Linked DNA regions of Homo sapiens: region 2 is linked to region 1. Evidence: chromatin loops called from intact Hi-C (ENCODE). Cell type or tissue: ascending aorta. All regions are shown on one strand. Each heading gives the region's core, and the rest is flanking DNA. Links, peaks and the distances in the headings are about the cores only. Region 1 overlaps ARHGAP6 (Rho GTPase activating protein 6). Region 2 overlaps ARHGAP6 (Rho GTPase activating protein 6).

Evidence for each region. Peaks named below come from ENCODE experiments on the same cell type or tissue, not always from the same donor. Only the 100,000 strongest peaks of a DNase experiment are listed, where the experiment ranks them.
Region 2: a loop joins it to region 1, with 1.8 times the contacts of the local background. A loop is called at or near these places in 2 of 110 quality-filtered maps.

Annotation. Positions count from the first base shown.
Region 1 is chrX:11,626,293-11,634,638 of GRCh38, forward strand. All of the region lies in intron 1 of ARHGAP6 (Rho GTPase activating protein 6), which reads right to left. Among named protein-coding and RNA genes, the nearest start is that of ARHGAP6, 35 kb to the right of the region's middle. RefSeq lists a silencer at 3,414-3,523. In ascending aorta, for the core only: no CTCF peak of the experiment used is centred there; a DNase peak (open chromatin) is centred at 3,459; H3K27ac peaks cover 737 bases.
Region 2 is chrX:11,555,689-11,564,034 of GRCh38, forward strand. The region is part of intron 1 of ARHGAP6 (Rho GTPase activating protein 6); the gene reads right to left. Among named protein-coding and RNA genes, the nearest start is that of ARHGAP6, 110 kb to the right of the region's middle. RefSeq lists an enhancer at 3,341-3,635. In ascending aorta, for the core only: a CTCF peak has its summit at 3,483 (motif pointing left); no DNase peak of the experiment used is centred there.

The DNA.
Region 1 (8,346 bases), core at 226-8,225:
ATAACCATCAGAGAAATTCAATTGTCAATTTGAAGTCTGCCTTGAAAATGATATCCAGGCTCACAGGGTTTTATGATCTGTACAGACTATTTCAGAAAATGGAAAAAAATTACCCAATTCTCTGAAAGAAGCTAAAATGTTCTTTATACTAATTTGATAAGGACTGTATAAAAAATTAAAATATGAGAACTACCTGACAATGAACACAGATGTTAAAGTCTGGAAGAAAATATAGCAGGTATTTCTTAATGCATCATAAAATGTACATCAGGAATGCAAGGATGGTTCAATGGAAAAGCAAATCTAAAAATGAAAACACCACATTAGTAACTTACACATGAAAACCTATATCTGCATCTCATTGTATTTACCAAAAAATCCATAAAATTCATTACTCATTATTTTAAAAACTCTTAACAAAAATTAAAGAACTCCCAATTTTTAACTTGATAGACATTATTTTAAAATCTAAGACAAGATGTTAGATCACCACTTTCCCTCCAAACTTTTCTGAAGGCCACAATCAATGTAAATAAAACAAAACAAAAATAAAGGAGTTAAGATGTCTAAGAATTGGAAAGAAAGAGATAAAACAGCCCATACTGGCAAAAATATGATGATATTCCAAAGAAAATCTCAGAAATTCATAGAAAAACTATTAGAACAAGTTAGATAATTCAGCAAGGTTGTTTAATCAAGATCAACATTCAATCAATGCCCTTGCTATATCAGAGTAATAACAAATTAGAAAGTAAACATACCATACAAAAAAAATCAATGATAATCCTAAGGTTCCTAGGAATACATGCAAGAAAATTCATACAGGGTATGTTGAAAAAGTTTTAAAATATTGCTAATAACATATAATATTACTTTAGTAAATGGAGAGATATACCATTTCATGACATGAAGTCTCAATATCATATGTGTGCCAATTTTCCTAAATTAATATACAAATGCAAAACAATTCCACACAATATTCCAACATGATTAATCAGGAACTAGATAAGCATACCATAGAACTTATGTAAATGAAGAAGTGTTGAAGAATAGCCAAGAAAATTTTGAAGAATACTCTGTTCATCAATAGGAAAAGAGATAAAATAATTGATATTATACTCATAAAATGGAATATTATATAACAATTAAAATGGATAATTAGAACTATGCTGAGTAAAGAAAATATGTTGCAGAATAATGCCTATCAAATAATACCACTTACAGAGATTTTTTTAAACATGCAAAAATGCTGTTTAGTCATTAATACATAATACACAGGTCACAATAAATTGTCTTTATTATTATGCTTCTCCCAGTAATTAGGTCAAAGTGATTAGGAACCCACATCTGGCTTCAAGTCTTAGCTTTGCCCTTATTGTGTGATTTTGAGCATATTATCTAATCTCTGGTCCTCAGTTTCCTCATCTGTAAAGTGGAGAATTAACATTATTTACATGAGATTAATGAGAGATAAAATGCAATTACTAATCTAATTCACTCAGTACCTGGCGTAATAAGTAGTAATTTCTCATTAAGTGATGATTGCTATGGTAGACATCATTTCCACTATGGAGTTCAGAGACTGGTATATGCAACCTTCAAGCCTTCAGGTAGTGTACACTATTCAGAATAAAACTACTGTTTCCAAAAAATTAATATCCCTAATGGTTAGTTTTCCAGTCAATTCACTGCTTTTTGTCTCTATTTTTAGACCCACAGGTAAACTTTCATTAACAATGTAATATAAAAGTGAATGTCACTGGTAATTTGAGAATAAGTTGAAACAAAGATGAGGCATTTTTATTTGCAATAAAGCAATTCAATATCCAATTGTTTATTAGGCCACAGCTTTAAAAACAGCTGACTTGGGTAGTATTTGAGATTTTAGAAGAAAACAAAATGTACTAGATAGATCTGTCTGTCATCTAAAATGGTTGACATAGAGGAAAATATTTATGATTGTGCTGTCATGGCTAAGCTTCTGAAATAGACATCACAAAGTGATTTCACAGACAATTATTTGAAAGATACAGGGAAAATTCTATTATGGTTACATTTGAAAAGCAACTTTTCCCCCAACATCATCTTCTGATTCAGTAAAGGTATAAGTGAATCTGTAAAGAGGGAATTGTATTATTGTGTAATGCTGAGGATTTAAAGGATTTCTTATTGAAAGCTTACTAGTTTCTTTTTACAAAGCTTTCTTTTAAAACAGCTATATTCTCTGCATATTTTGCATACGTGCAAATGGTAGCAAGACAACATTTCTTTCTGTGATACTCTACAGCTAGTTGGGTCATCAGAGCATGAAGAGATTCTAACCATTCACAATTTTAGGTACTGCTGTGAACTAGAATAATAATAGCCATTTCCTCCAGAGCTCACCATCTAAGTGTCGCTAAAAATCTGCTACGTGAAAGCAAGTGAGCAATGAACAGATCAACTCCTTTTCCCTAGTACGGAGTCTTTTCCACAAAATGGATATAAGAAACGTTTGGCAAAACTGGAATTGTTTTCTCCCTGCTTAAATATTTCATGTGGGTATAAATACTTCCTGTCTTGTTATTAGCAGAAAATAATTATGTGTACTAATCATTCCATAATGTCCAACCACAGCTAATTTTGGTCATCTGCTTACAGTAAGTGTTTAATTATTATTACTGTCATATGATCATCCCCATGCTTCAGATACGTGTGTGTGTGTGTGTGTGTGTGTGTGTGTGTGTGTATACACGAGCTAGAGCTCGAGTCTTACAGATCTTCTATCTTTACTATCTTTACACATCTATACAAAATTACTTAGTTCATTCCAAGAGACAGCTAGGAAAGGAGGGAACCTGCCTACTTTCCTCCATCTCCACCACCTTCATCTGCCATTACCTTTAGTGGCTTCAACATCAGAGCATACAATTACCTCACAGTTCCACAGTTCTCTTAGGTCCAGAGAATTCTGTATTTGCAATTCATGAGTGTGGTCACCCCATCTTAGATATCTGCCATCACTTGGAAGTGCTTGACCTACAAATGTTCTCTGACTACCAACTTCTATCCTTCAATTTAACATATGTCTTTAATCTTTCTACATGTGCTCTTTGTGGTCATTTTTCACTCATTCATTTATGCATTCATTCATTAACAAATATTGATATTTATAATGTATGCCAAGCACTGCACTTGGAACATGGAATAAAATGATAAACAAGACAAACATGATCCCTGATCTAATAAAGCAATTATGAATATAAATATTATATATATTCATATATATATTCTCAATAGGACATTGAATCCTTAATAAAAATTTACTATAAGTCACTCTTAAATCACAAAGGAAGCATTCCATTATTAAAGCACATACTCCCACGAATTGTAAGACAAAGGCATTGCCTCTGTATCCAGGAATAAGCCGCTCCCCAAGGCACTGAGTGGCCACAGGATGGCTGGGCTGAGGCTCGCATTCACACACCCTTAAGAGTTCCCTGCCAAACCTGACCTCATGTTTCAACCACAAACACACAGCTAATAATAGCTTCTGCTCTTAACTTACAAAATACAATTCTTAAAGGCAATTTTTGAGAACCAGCCAGATTTCCAAAAGAAAAATTTCCAAAGCCTAACCAGTAACTACTACCAAAACAAAACTTCTCCCAGCAGGCATATGGCACTTTCAAGTCTCACCAGCAAAGTCCTTTGAAAAGAATCGAAGCTCCCCCAACTAGTGTGTGTGTGTGTGTGTGTATTCACCCTACAGGTCAAGTCTATTAATTACCTCCTGCCAGTTTCTGTTGTCTCAAAGTGACAAGCAATGGGTGGAAAGCTTTTGGGATAGGATCAACAAAAATGTATTACCAAATATATATATATGATAGATAGATAGAAAGTTGTTAGTAGAATTTGGCATGTGTTTAGTAGCTCTGAGGGAAATGTTTATGTAAAGCGTTACATTCAGTTAAAAAGAAAAGATGCAGTGTCATATGTTTTCCACCCTTCAATTTAAAAATCTGATTATAACCTCTTCAATACACTATTTAGGCTACTTGTAAAAGCAAGACATCCAAGAGGTCCAAGTCAAATGATTTCCAAAAGGGCAGATTATGAAACATATAGACATCAAATCCCACTTATGATATAGATGCCTGGGCCCTATAAATCTGTGGACAAATAAAATCCATCCTCTGTGCAGTTCTGTCAGGTCAAAAAGATGCTATGAGGGTGGGGACCATGTCTCTTCTGTTCACAAATGTATGTCTACTGCCTAGTGCAGTTAGCAAGATGGCTGGCATGTACTCAATAAACATTTGATGTTTGAGTTAATGATGAATGAAAGGATGGATGGATGGATGGATGGATGGACAGACAGAAAAGCAGATGAATGCAGATAGTTACCTGGACAGGCGGAGAATGAGTAGGGGTAGAGAATAATCAATGATTTAGGAAAAGATTTCTGACCAATGTTAACGACATTCTTCCTTTGACTGGCAATAAGACAAAATACTCTGAGCAAAGCTTTGAAGTTAGATGAATCAAAGTGTGGATCCTGAAGCGACCTTTGATTAAGTATGCAATGTTAATATGAATAGCATCACCTTTTTTGTCCGATTTCCTCATCGCTAAAATTGAAAAATAAAATTTATTTGTAGGATTATCGAGAGGATGGGATGGAGTAACAATGAAAGCGGCCGCTTGGCTGCCTGGCCAGGCACTGTTTTTTTTAAAATGCTGGGACAAGGTAAATTGAAGAGAGTTGATGATTGTCTCTATGCCAAAGGACATGTCACTCATGTAAATGGAACAGAGATAATAGTTCAGATAATTCAGGCCCCTGGAAATCTACAATCATTTCAAATATGCATAGATAAAAGATCTTGTGCAATGTCTGTGTTGTAGCCATATGTCTTTAAGTAAAATGCTCATCAAAATAATCAACTCTTCCCTCAAAAAGGTAAAATGGGCTGGGCACAGTGGCTCATGCCCATAATCCAAGCATTCTGGGAGGCCGAGCCGGGTGGATCACCTGAGGTCTGGAGTTCAAGACCAGCCTGGCCAACATGGTGAAACCTCATCTCTACTAAAAATACAAAAATTAGCCAGGCGTGGTGGCAGGCGCCTGTAATCCTAGCTACTTGGGAGGCCAGAGGTAGGAGAATTGCTTGAACCTGGGGAGCAGAGGTTGCAGTGAGCCAAGATCACGTGATTATACTCCAGCCTGGGCAACAAGAGCAAAACTCCGTCTAAAAAAAAAAAAAGTAAAATGGACTTTATTTCCAGTGTCTCCATAGCACGACTCCCCAAGTTCTAAGTGTTCCAATGTTATTTTAAGAGATCACAAACTACGGGCAAAGGGAGGCACAAAAGTCTACAGCAGGGAGCAGCAAACATTTTCTGTAAAGGATCAAATAAAAACTATTTTAGGCTTTGATAGCCATCCAGTGTCTGTCACAGCTACTCAAATCTGCTATAAAAGCGCCAAAGCTGCCACAGACAATATGTAAATAAAATGGGTGTAGCTATGTCCCAATAAAGCTTTATTTGGACCTTGAAATTTGAATTTCATGTCATTTTCATGTCATAAAATATTGTTTTGATTTTTTCCACCATTAAAAATATAAAAAGCATTCTTTGCTCACAGGATGTACAAAAATGCATGTATGAAAGGCTGAATTGGGCTCATGGGCCATAGTTTACTGACCCCTGGTCTACAGAAGGTGGTTTTTAAATACCCAGCTAGAGTGCTTTAAGGACTCAGGAATATTTGCCTTAAATATGATGTAAATGTTCTCCTAATCTGACAGTAAGAGTTAAGAATATAATATTTAATATTTCACCTAGAAATGAAGAACTATTGTTAAGCTACTCTATTAGTGAAATTTGTGAATACTTAAAACATGCAGGTATTTGCTGCCAGACACAGATTAGCTAATATCTACATTTTCTAGCAAAGACATTAGATTAAGAAAACAAAAGTAAGGGGAAATAATTTTCTTCTGGTTTCAGCTTAATCAATTGTTGAAGTGTGTTTTAGAGTGATGACAATTGGAAAGGTATTAAATATACTTCATTTCCCAATAATACATAACAACTTGCCATCCTGCTGCTAGAAAGCCTTTGGGGTTACCATTTATGTGACTTTATTAAAACCTGCCTTTATGGGTAGAGAATTGAAATACCTTAAACATAGCTTAACTATTAACATTTGCAAAGCTCCAATTTGATTTGAACACTAATCCTCTAAGTTAGAGACTTGGAATTATTTGTTCTATTCTTTATTTTCCTTTAGCAAATTGCAGCTTTAATTGACGTAATTATAACTCCCACAGATTCCGCATGAATGGTCACAGTGTAAAGAACATAATATAATTTCTACTTCTGTCTGGTACATTAAGACCCAGCAGGAACTGAGGAAATTAGAATTGTCAAATTAGAAATTTCCAGTTCTCACAAATACATGTATTTAAGTGGATGCCCTGCCATATGTAGTTTAAAACATGCTGTAATGGGCACTGCTGGTAGCCACCACATCTTCTAAGATCCCTTTTACTAACTTTGTGTGTCCATCCCTTGGCTTTTGTGGGCTTTGCTGCTAGTGACTGGCACCTGTCCCCTTTGTGCTGAAGCCAGCTCACACATGCCAGAAGTGCCTGAGACACTTAGCCATTGACTGGTGTGTGAGTACCAATGCCCAGAGCCTTTGCCTCATGGTGGAACAAACTCTGAGGTATAATTTACCCTCCCAAGCACCCCGTGGGATCTAGGCTGACCCTGGGACTCCACCCAAAACTACACCCTTGCTTGGCTTCTTCCCCTTCCTACTCCACTACTGTTCTGGCTTCTTTCTAAAGCTCTTCCCTACAAATCACTAGCACTCAAACCCTTAGCTCTGTCTGCTTTGTGGAGAATACAACCTAAAACATATGCAATTGTCTAAATGCTGCTGGTAACAGCTACGGCTACCTGGACAAACATGCCTTGGTTTTTGTTTTACCTTTTCCCTTATAGTATTGGCTGTGTGTCAATACACCCTCCCTGTCCCAGTGCCATGAATGCCTTTGCAGAAACAGTCATAAGCTTGCCTATGAGTAGGATCTCTTTAAACTTACCTTTTGTTTCTCTCTACCTCCCCCATTACTTCTCCATACCTTCTTCTGAGGGACTGAGCCACTGGGAGACCTCCTGTGACCTGCCATGATGGGTCATTTTTAGCATCACTCCACTATACCCACTGTTTCCAATTCACTGACATTCCATCACCCTTTCATATTGCATGTAGCCTGTTGGAGTTCAATCAACCTATATTTACTGAGCACCTGCTTTGTGTGCTTATTCCTCATAGGAAATGTGGAAGTGGAAGGCGTCTGGACAGACTAGCATTTGAGTTCTAAATCACAGTACTGACAAGCTGCACAACCTTGAACCATTCACTAGACAAGATGCATTGAGCTTCATTTTTCTGATCTATAATGAAGGAATTGATGCCTCCTTTGGAATTTGGTGAATGGATGTGGCTTTTTGTTTGAAATGGGGGTGTCTATTACATATCAGTCAAGGGCATGCCTGTCTCCAGCTCCCAGCTCTGTGCTAGCTGTGCTGCTCTCAGTAAGTTGCTTTTTGCCTATTTTCTGTAAAACAGCATTTATAGTGGTACCTGACTCAGAGTTGTTGTGAGGATCAAATAAGTTAATATTTGTAAAACAAATAAGGAGCACTTGATAAATGTTCACTGAAAAGCATTCTCCTATGTGTATATTTACTTATGGATTGAGTGGTTTAAGCCATGTGCTTGGCTATTTTTTTTTTTTTTTTTGAGACAGGGTCTCACTCTGTCTCCCAGGCTCCCAAAGGTTTGGGACTGCAGGTGTGCACCACCATGCCCAGCTGATTTTTCTTTAATTTTTTGTAGAGATGGGGTCTGCCTATGTTGCCCAGGCTGGTAATTATTTTTATTTAAATTCTTAATAAGCTTTAACTAATAATCATATGAAGACATAATAAAATAAAAATTAAAATCACAAAGAGATACTCTTTCTCAAGTTGACTAATTTGTTTAACCATTCAGTGCTGGCCAAGGTACATTGAAATACTCAGAGGCATTTTAATAGCCTAACTTTCTGGAAGGTAATTTAGCAATATTCCTAAATCCTTAAAATTATGCATACCTTTTGGATCATTTATCTTATGGCAATGAATTTTGTTGGGATAATAAGATATGTAGTCATTGTAGTGAAAGATGGATGTATGAGGATGTTCACTTTAGTGGTAGTCATAGTAGCCAGTAATTAGAAATAATCTAAATATCCAATTAGATAAGAATAATTAAAATTTGGCATATCCTTACTATGTGATTCTTTT
Region 2 (8,346 bases), core at 88-8,087, 71 kb before region 1:
GTGAGCCAAGATCATGCCACTGCACTCCAGCCTGGGCAACAGAGCAAGACTCCATCTCAAAAACAACAACAACAAAAATGAGCCACAGTGATATTTGGGGGAAAGCATTCCAGGCAGAGGGAAGAGCGTACGCAGAGACCTCCACATGGGAACGTGCATGTGTTTGAAGAAAAACAAAGAAGCCAGTCTCTGGGGAGTGATAAGAGATGAGACCAGAGTAACATCAGAGGAGAGCCAGAATACATAGGTCAACACAGGGTGATGCTGATGAAACGGAAGTTCACTGGAGGGTGTTGAGTAAGTGGGATGGCATGCTCTGTGTCAGGTTTTAAGTGGGAAACTCTAACTGCTCACTCCATCCACAACAAACAAACTTTCTGAAATCCCTACTCTGCGCCAAATACTAGGTATAAAAGGATAAGATATAGTTCCTACCCTATTATAATCACATATCCTTATCATTAAGCACACCAGCAACAGCAGCACCATCAATGTTGTTATCATCATCATCACCATCATCACTATCATTATCATCCTCCTCAAAATGCTGTTACTTAACTATACAACCTGTGGTCAATACACTTTCCTGAGTAGTGGGCCAAGATCCAACAACTTTTTCTTTCCAGGATAGATGAGTGTATGGGGTAAGAGTTAAGGGTACATCTGACTTTCGTGAAACTACCAGGGCTTGCAAAGTGATTTGAGTTACAAGGAAGACCCAAGAGGCCAGGCTATGTGCCAGTGCGAATTGGCCAACTTGTGCTATACCCCAGCAAGGCTGCTATCTGACTAGTTAACATCCAGTTGGACAACTTCCTGCAATGGACCCATTCTTTGCCGATTACAGAGTTTCTTTAAAAGACCAACAGTCAAAACCAGACTTACAGTTTCTTGTTTTGGATCTTCCATGAAGGTGAGGCTCTTTGTGGAATAAAGAAAAGGAGTTCCTCGAGACAGGAAAGAGGTTACTATTAGCATAACTAACTGTAGCTAATTTTGTTATGGTAAGGTTCTAGGGTGGCCCTTATTTTCAGGAATTTAATTTCAGAACCTAAATTACCTCTTTAAAAGTAGAAATCACCCTACTTTCAGAGCCTTTGGTATTTCTAGAATATCCTGTTCATTCCTTCCTATGTTATATTTTCTGTTTATGTAACTGTCTCCCTACTAGGTTCTGAAATTTCCAAGGACAGAGACTATGTCTTATCCATGTCTGTACCCCAATAACTTGCTCAGAGTCAGACAAACCTTTGTTGAAATATGTAGTTTTTCCTGCTTCTTCCCCTACCACAACAATCAAATTTCTACCCCTTGGACACTGCTATTGAAGAGTACAAAGATACAGTAATAAAAAGGAAACATAAAGTTACTAAAAACTGAGCTTCGATAAAATTAAAATGAAGAGGAAGAAGAGGAGAGGAAGAAGAAAAAGGAGATATTCACGTTTGATGCTTTGCTCTTTCCAAGAAGGTAATACCTGGTATTCAGTTGAAAATTTCCTCCATAAATCCTATCACCCATGTAAAAGTCTTTTCTGGAAGCAGATCAAAGTTTTGAAAACACCCTGTCAGAGACAGTATGACAGCTATGAATAGAATGCAGCATGAATGCTAGATTACTCATGATGAGAAAGATAGCAACCCCAATGCTGCAACAGAAATAAAATACTAAGAGTTTGTATGAGTAACAAATGACACCAACAGGCTGCACGTTTTACCCTCAGAGCTACAACAATCCCTTGAATTTTAACCATTTGTTTCTTTTTTTTTGTTTTGTGTTGTGTTTTCTGAAAGGCAAAAAAAAAAAATTATGAAGAAAAAGACCCAAAGAAAAAATTCCATGAAAAAAATGAATAGAGATATTACAGGAGCCAAAACATGAACAAAATCATTTCAGGAACAATCCTCTAAAAATAAGAAAAGAAACTGCCTTTTGCAAAGATGGGTCTTGCGATTCATCCCAGTGTTAATTATCAGGAAAAAACCCTGTAAGCACAAAGAACTTCATCCATAAACCAGTCTCACGTTAGGTACCATCAAGTCATCCTTAGCTAGGACAATTTTATAGGTGCCACAATATAAAGTAGGAATTTGGGATCAGAACACAAGAAAGGAAGTTTCTAACTTACAACCTATTAATCAAACTCAGCCTTGGTTTTGAGCAAATCTTAATTCCAAAGTTATACTGCAGGCTAATGTGGCCTCCAATTATATATATGTATGAGAAGTAACTCAGCCCAGGAGTGGCCTCTCTGAATCATTCTAGACAGATACGGTGAGTAGACCTACCACAATGCATGCTCAAATCTCTAAGTTAAAGAAAGCTGGAATGGCCCCATCATCTGGAATTATTGGGACAGAGCTACCATTTACAAACCCACACGCTCCATGTTATTTGCTGCCAAAATTAAAATCCAAGCAATCTGCTTGGGAAATGATGAAGCCTGACCATCACGATACTTAGAGAGGAGCTGTAGTATGTCCTCAAGGCATTATTTATTATTGGTGTTTGCTTAGTTTCCCCCAAAAGTCTGTGGCTTATCCATAACATCTGGGCTTCATCGTTGACTGGAAAGCTTATGAGAGCCCTTGTGCTGAGTGAGGCAATGGAAACAGAAAATGATGTCGGAGGATTGTCAACAGGCATTTGAACATCGCCAAACATCATGTTATTTTCCAAGGAACATTGAGGATGCAAATAAAAATCAAGTAACACTTCTTCTTGGCAAAGGAATGGGCTTAATTTGCTTTTGTTTTCTTCTCTCTTGGTTTTAACTTGAACTAGGCTGCAAAGGATCATGAAGACTTTATCAACTTTAGTTGCACTAAGATAAAGAGCTGTAGGTACAGTTTAAAAAGGAGAAATTTTGCCAGGTGTGGTGGCTCATGCCTGTAATCCCAGCACTTTGGGAGGCCGAGGTGGGCGGATCACGAGGTCAGGAGTTCGAGACCAGCCTGGCCAACATGGTGAAACCCTGTCTCTACTAAAAATACAAAAATTAGCTGGGAGTAGTGGTGGACGCTTGTAATCTCAGATACTTGAGAGGCTGAGGCAGGAGAATCTCTTGAATCCGGGAGGCGGAGTTCGCAGTGAGCCGAGATCATGCCAAGGCACTCCAGCCTGGGCGACAAGAGCAAGATTCCATCTCAAAAAAAAAAAAAAAAAAAAAAAAAAAAAAAAAAGGACAAATTTTACGCAGTTGCATGAAGCAGCTCCCCTTATGGAGAATTCTACAGTTAAGTCACGTAAATTCCCTCTACTACAGTTAACTGCTTTGGGAATTTATCGGGAACTTTTGTTCCGCTTCTGCTTGTCCACTTGTCTGCCCTGTCCACAGCTATTTTTCAGCTATAGCGACAGATCTTTATTAGTCCTTCCTTTAAAGGGATCAGAGATGGCAACACCTCCTCCAGAACATCAGAGTCCTTCATGTTCCAGCAATCTCTAGGTCATGGCCCCCTGGTGGCTGGGTGGTGGTATGGAAGGGAGAAGCAATGCCACTTTCACCTCTTACATCATCGATGCACTTGGTCTTTCATGATGAGGCCCATTTTTTTACTGTCACTGCTTCTTCCACTACCTCAAGCTGTTTAAAGCTGTTTAAGATCTCAGCATCTTTGTACATGCTTAGTGTACCTTCTGCCTGCCTGGAATGTGTTCTTCCTTGTTTGTCCAATTCCTTGTTATCCTTCAAAATGTCACCTTTCTGCACCAGCAAGCCTTTGTTGTCCTCCGGGATAATATGGAGGGTTCCTCCTCCCATAACAGTTCCTTCATATCTCTGTTACCCTTATAATCACTGATTTATTTATCTATGTCAATCATTGGCCCCCAAGTTTTTTCCCAAACAGGAAATCAATATAATTTGCCTTTGTATTCCCAGGCTTGAACATAACAGGTTTAATAACTATTTAAGAGGCAGTTTAATAACTGTCTGTTCAACAAATAAAGTAGGAGGGCCGGGCGCGGTGGCTCACGCCTGTAATCCCAGCACTTTGGGAGGCCGAGGAGGGTGGATCACGAGGTCAGGAGATCAAGACCATCCCGGCTAACACGGTGAAACCCCATCTCTACTAAAAATACAAAAAAAGTAGCCAGGCATGGTGGTGGGTGCCTGTAATCCCAGCTACTCGGGAGGCTGAGGCAGGAGAATGGTGTGAACCCAGGAGGCGGAGCTTGCAGTGAGCCGAGATCGCGCCACTGCACTCCAGCCTGGGCGACAGAGTGAGACTCGGTCTCAAAATAATAATAATAATAATAATAATAATAATAATAAAGTAGGAATTCACTATATTGAAAAGATAAATCAACCGAACAACCATGCCTGTTCTTTAAAAGCTAAGAAACATGCTGATTGCAAGTTCTCCATGCTAAAAAAATAATAATAGATTCCCTACAACTTCAGAGAAGAGAGCACCCGATTCTCAAAGTTGAGGGAAAAATAGTGCAATCAAAAAGACGGGTTGAAAAGATTTTTTTCCATAAAGGGTCAGTAAATGTTCATTATCATGAGTTCTATATTCTCTATTTCAGTTACCCAAGTTGTCTGTTGTAACATGAAGGAAGCCACAGGTAATGTGTAAACAAATGCATATGACTGTGTTCCAATAAAACCTTATTTCCAAAAATAAGCAGCAGGTTGAATTTGGCCTGCAGGCCTTAGTTTACTCATCTCTAATACAGAACGTCAAAGAATTTAAAAGCATCAAGTTTAGTGTTTAATGAAAGGAGAAGTACTTTCATGTGTTCTCTAGAACCCCAGAAGGAGGGAAAAGCCTATGTAGGACATTTGTATGTGGACATCATAAGGTTGACACACATTTTCAACAAAATACACTCATCATGCAAAACCAAACGGCTTTAATAACCATGAGCTATGTTACCATACCCAGTTTTGTGGGTGAATCTGAGTTTACTAGTCAGACTGGAGCAGGAAGCAAAATTTCAAAGGTTGGTAGTGCTACAAAGAGGTAGATAATCCTTCCTCCAATTTTCTTATTCCTGCTTACTACACTTTGAAAAGAAGTCAAAGCGTCATCTTAAACAATTTTTTAAACACCAGAAAGTCAAATGCTCCTAAAGTCATGCATTTTCTATTTTCCATACCTCTTTTTTGATACAAATGTATTTTTCAAATCTTTTACTGTTTAGCATTCTCCTTATTCTAATGACAAATTTCCAGACAAATTACCCATCAATCAAATAACAGCTATCTGTTAAGCACTTTCTGCAGGCCAGTCACAAACACTTTTTGCATGACAGTCTCTCAAAACTGAACATCTAGGGCAGGGGCCACACCTGGACTGCAGCCTGTTTTTATAAACAAAGTTTAATTGGAACATAGCTACGTATAGTTTATGGCTGTTATTGTAATACAGAGTGAAGCAGTTTCAACAGAGACCACAAGGCCTGCAAAGTCTAAAATATTCACTATTTATCCCTTACAGAAGATGTTTGCCAGCCCTTGATCCAAAGTAAAGGATCCTAAGCAACAGAAATAGCCATCAGTAGAGGACAGGTTAAACAAATTAAGGGATCACTATTTTATAATTAATCTCCATATAATGGAACACTATAAAACCCTTAAAAACAAAAGCTAAAACAAAGGAAGCATATGTACACCCAGAGATATAAAACTATCTCCAAGGTATGTTAAGTATAAGAAATTGTATACAAATTATGCAGTATAATTTGTACAAAAGTGGTATACATATAGATTCAGAAACGTGCATGCTTATAAATGCATACAATAACGCAGGAAGAATGGAAATGTATGCAAGACATTGCTATCACTTGTCTCTGGGTAAGTAAAATGGTAGACTCAGGACTAGAGATGAGAATGAGACCTTTAATAAAAGCACATATTGTTTAAGACCATTTGAATTTTTTATCTGTATGTATACATGAACTATTCAACATTAATAAGTATATAAAAATAAAATAACATGTTTTGAAAATTGATGTATTAAAGAAAATCAAGTTTGGCTATGACCCCAAAGGAAATAAAGTTATATCTGGCCAACCCAAATTTTCTGCCAGCTCTGGACAAAAATGGACTAGTGATTTCAAGTTTCCCTATCCACCTCTGTTTTTCATGTCAAAGAAGGGAAGCTGCAGAAAGCCCTGGCTTCCTTGGTATCAGGAAGCATTGGTTGTTCCACATGAACACCAAGGATGCAACATCTGGATGTCCACACATGGCTAGGGCAGTGAAACAAATTCAGACGGAGGCCAGTGGCAACAATCACAAAATGGAAGCACTGTGGGCCTACCACAGAAGCTGCTGGGGCAGGTGATACAGCATGTCCTTTGGGAGGGGCCAGAGGCAGGGCTGACTCTATCCATATGCAACAAGAAAAGTGCTGCCCCACCTAAGCACCAGAAAAGAGAGCAGGAGCTCATAGGAAGGGCAAGAAAGCAAAAGCGACAGGGGTAATACATTATGAAGGGACTAGGCCAGACCTGAATACCAAGGATGACAACAAAATGAATAGCAGCCACACTGGGGGAACCACTTAAAAGGTGTGTGTGTAATTCTTTTTAAGAACATGCCAGAAGTTATATAAAATGAAAATTGCCTTTCAAAACTGTGGATCTACCATATTAATTTGAGGAACTGCCCTCAGATCCACATCAGTAGTCTGTGAAACTGCAGTCTAGCAGCTTGTAATGGAAATGGCATGCTCATTCATTCAATCTTAAAATGTTCCTGTATAGATTTTTAAAAAGCCCATTAGCATGTAATTGGTATATTAAGAAAACACAATGCTTAGAGTCAACAATCCCACATAATGGGATTATTATTTGGATTTGTTTCTTTTAAAAATGAAAATAACTTTATCATTTGAATGTTAGGAAGGTATAAACAACAGAGGAAACTATAAAACAAGGAGAAGGTTTAAAAACCACCTGAAGTTCCAAATTCAGGAATTATTTAACTTTCTGATTCCCATCAAAAAAAAAAAAACTTCTTGCCATCTAGCTAAAAGTCTCAAAATAGAGTAGCAGGCATTACCCTAGATGATTTGAAAGTTAAACCTCCTCTTTGCCACTCCAACACTAACAGTGACCTTCCCTCTGGCTCCCACCTTTGAAACGCAATGTCACTCAAGGTTCAGTGGCTATTTTGAGAATAAGCAAATCAAATTACCCAAGACTTTTGCAAACTCACGCCTCCTAGAAAAAGTTAATAATGCCTTTATGTTAATTTGATTCACCTTCTAATTTTGGAACTTTATTACTTTGAACACATGTCAGCTGTTATACTTCTAGTTTAATTGCCTAATTGTGAAATTTCTATGCCATGTGTATTGGACTAACTTCTGCTTTGGGGAGAAAACCCACAATAAATAAAAGTTTTTTTAAAAGAGACATAAGGGCCATTGAGCACCTGGAAAAAATGCATAATTATAACCACACATTACTGTCATTTTTAAAAAAGACATTGAGTTGAAAAAAGAGAGGAAGAAATGAAAAATATGTTTTTATTAGAAAATTCATAAGAAAATAAAAATGATATTAAGTGAATTCATTTGAAATAAGTAATTTATCAATATTAAAATTCCTTGAAGAAATTATTTACCAACTGTAATTTTGTGAGCCAAGAGTTGGAATATCCACTTATTAAAAAAATCATAAGATAATCCAATTTAATAATAATAAGTTCAAATATGTAAATAACAAAAGTAATGGAACAGGCATTATGGAAATGTGTTATGAAGAAAACTCAGTATTATTGTTCTTTCTAGCTAATTTTCAATTGTATGAAATCTCACAAGATGTATATAATCAGAAGCACATTAACTGAGAAAAGTATTTCTCTCTCATATGCGTGCACATGCATATAAGTACATATCCACCTACTAATTAGAAAGATACTCCTGTAAGCCAGAATAGCACATCTCTGCAAAGATTGGAAACTTTGCAAACATTCATCATTCATAACAATTAAGAACTTGATTGCAGCTACAATCAAGTTCCTAATTTCACATCATAACCTAAGTCTAGAAGGAACTGGCAGAAATTCACACTTATGTTTATACTTAAAATCAAAGTGAAGTTAAACTTCACTTTGAAGTTAAACTTCACCATAACAAATGCTGGTATTCTTAGTTTCGCCTGCAATGTGAAACATAATACTCTTTGATAAGTTACTGTTGGTTAACTTAAAATAATTTCTTGCAGGCCTTATTTTCAGTAACATGTCTCCGAGTATTCTTAGTTTTGACTTGTCACTTTTTTTAGTCTAGAGATCTAAAGCATTGTGTGTTAAAGGTCACAAAGAGAGGCAGCCTCTAAAACTACTCATTTATAAAACATTTTGTTGACATGTTAGCTTATCATTGT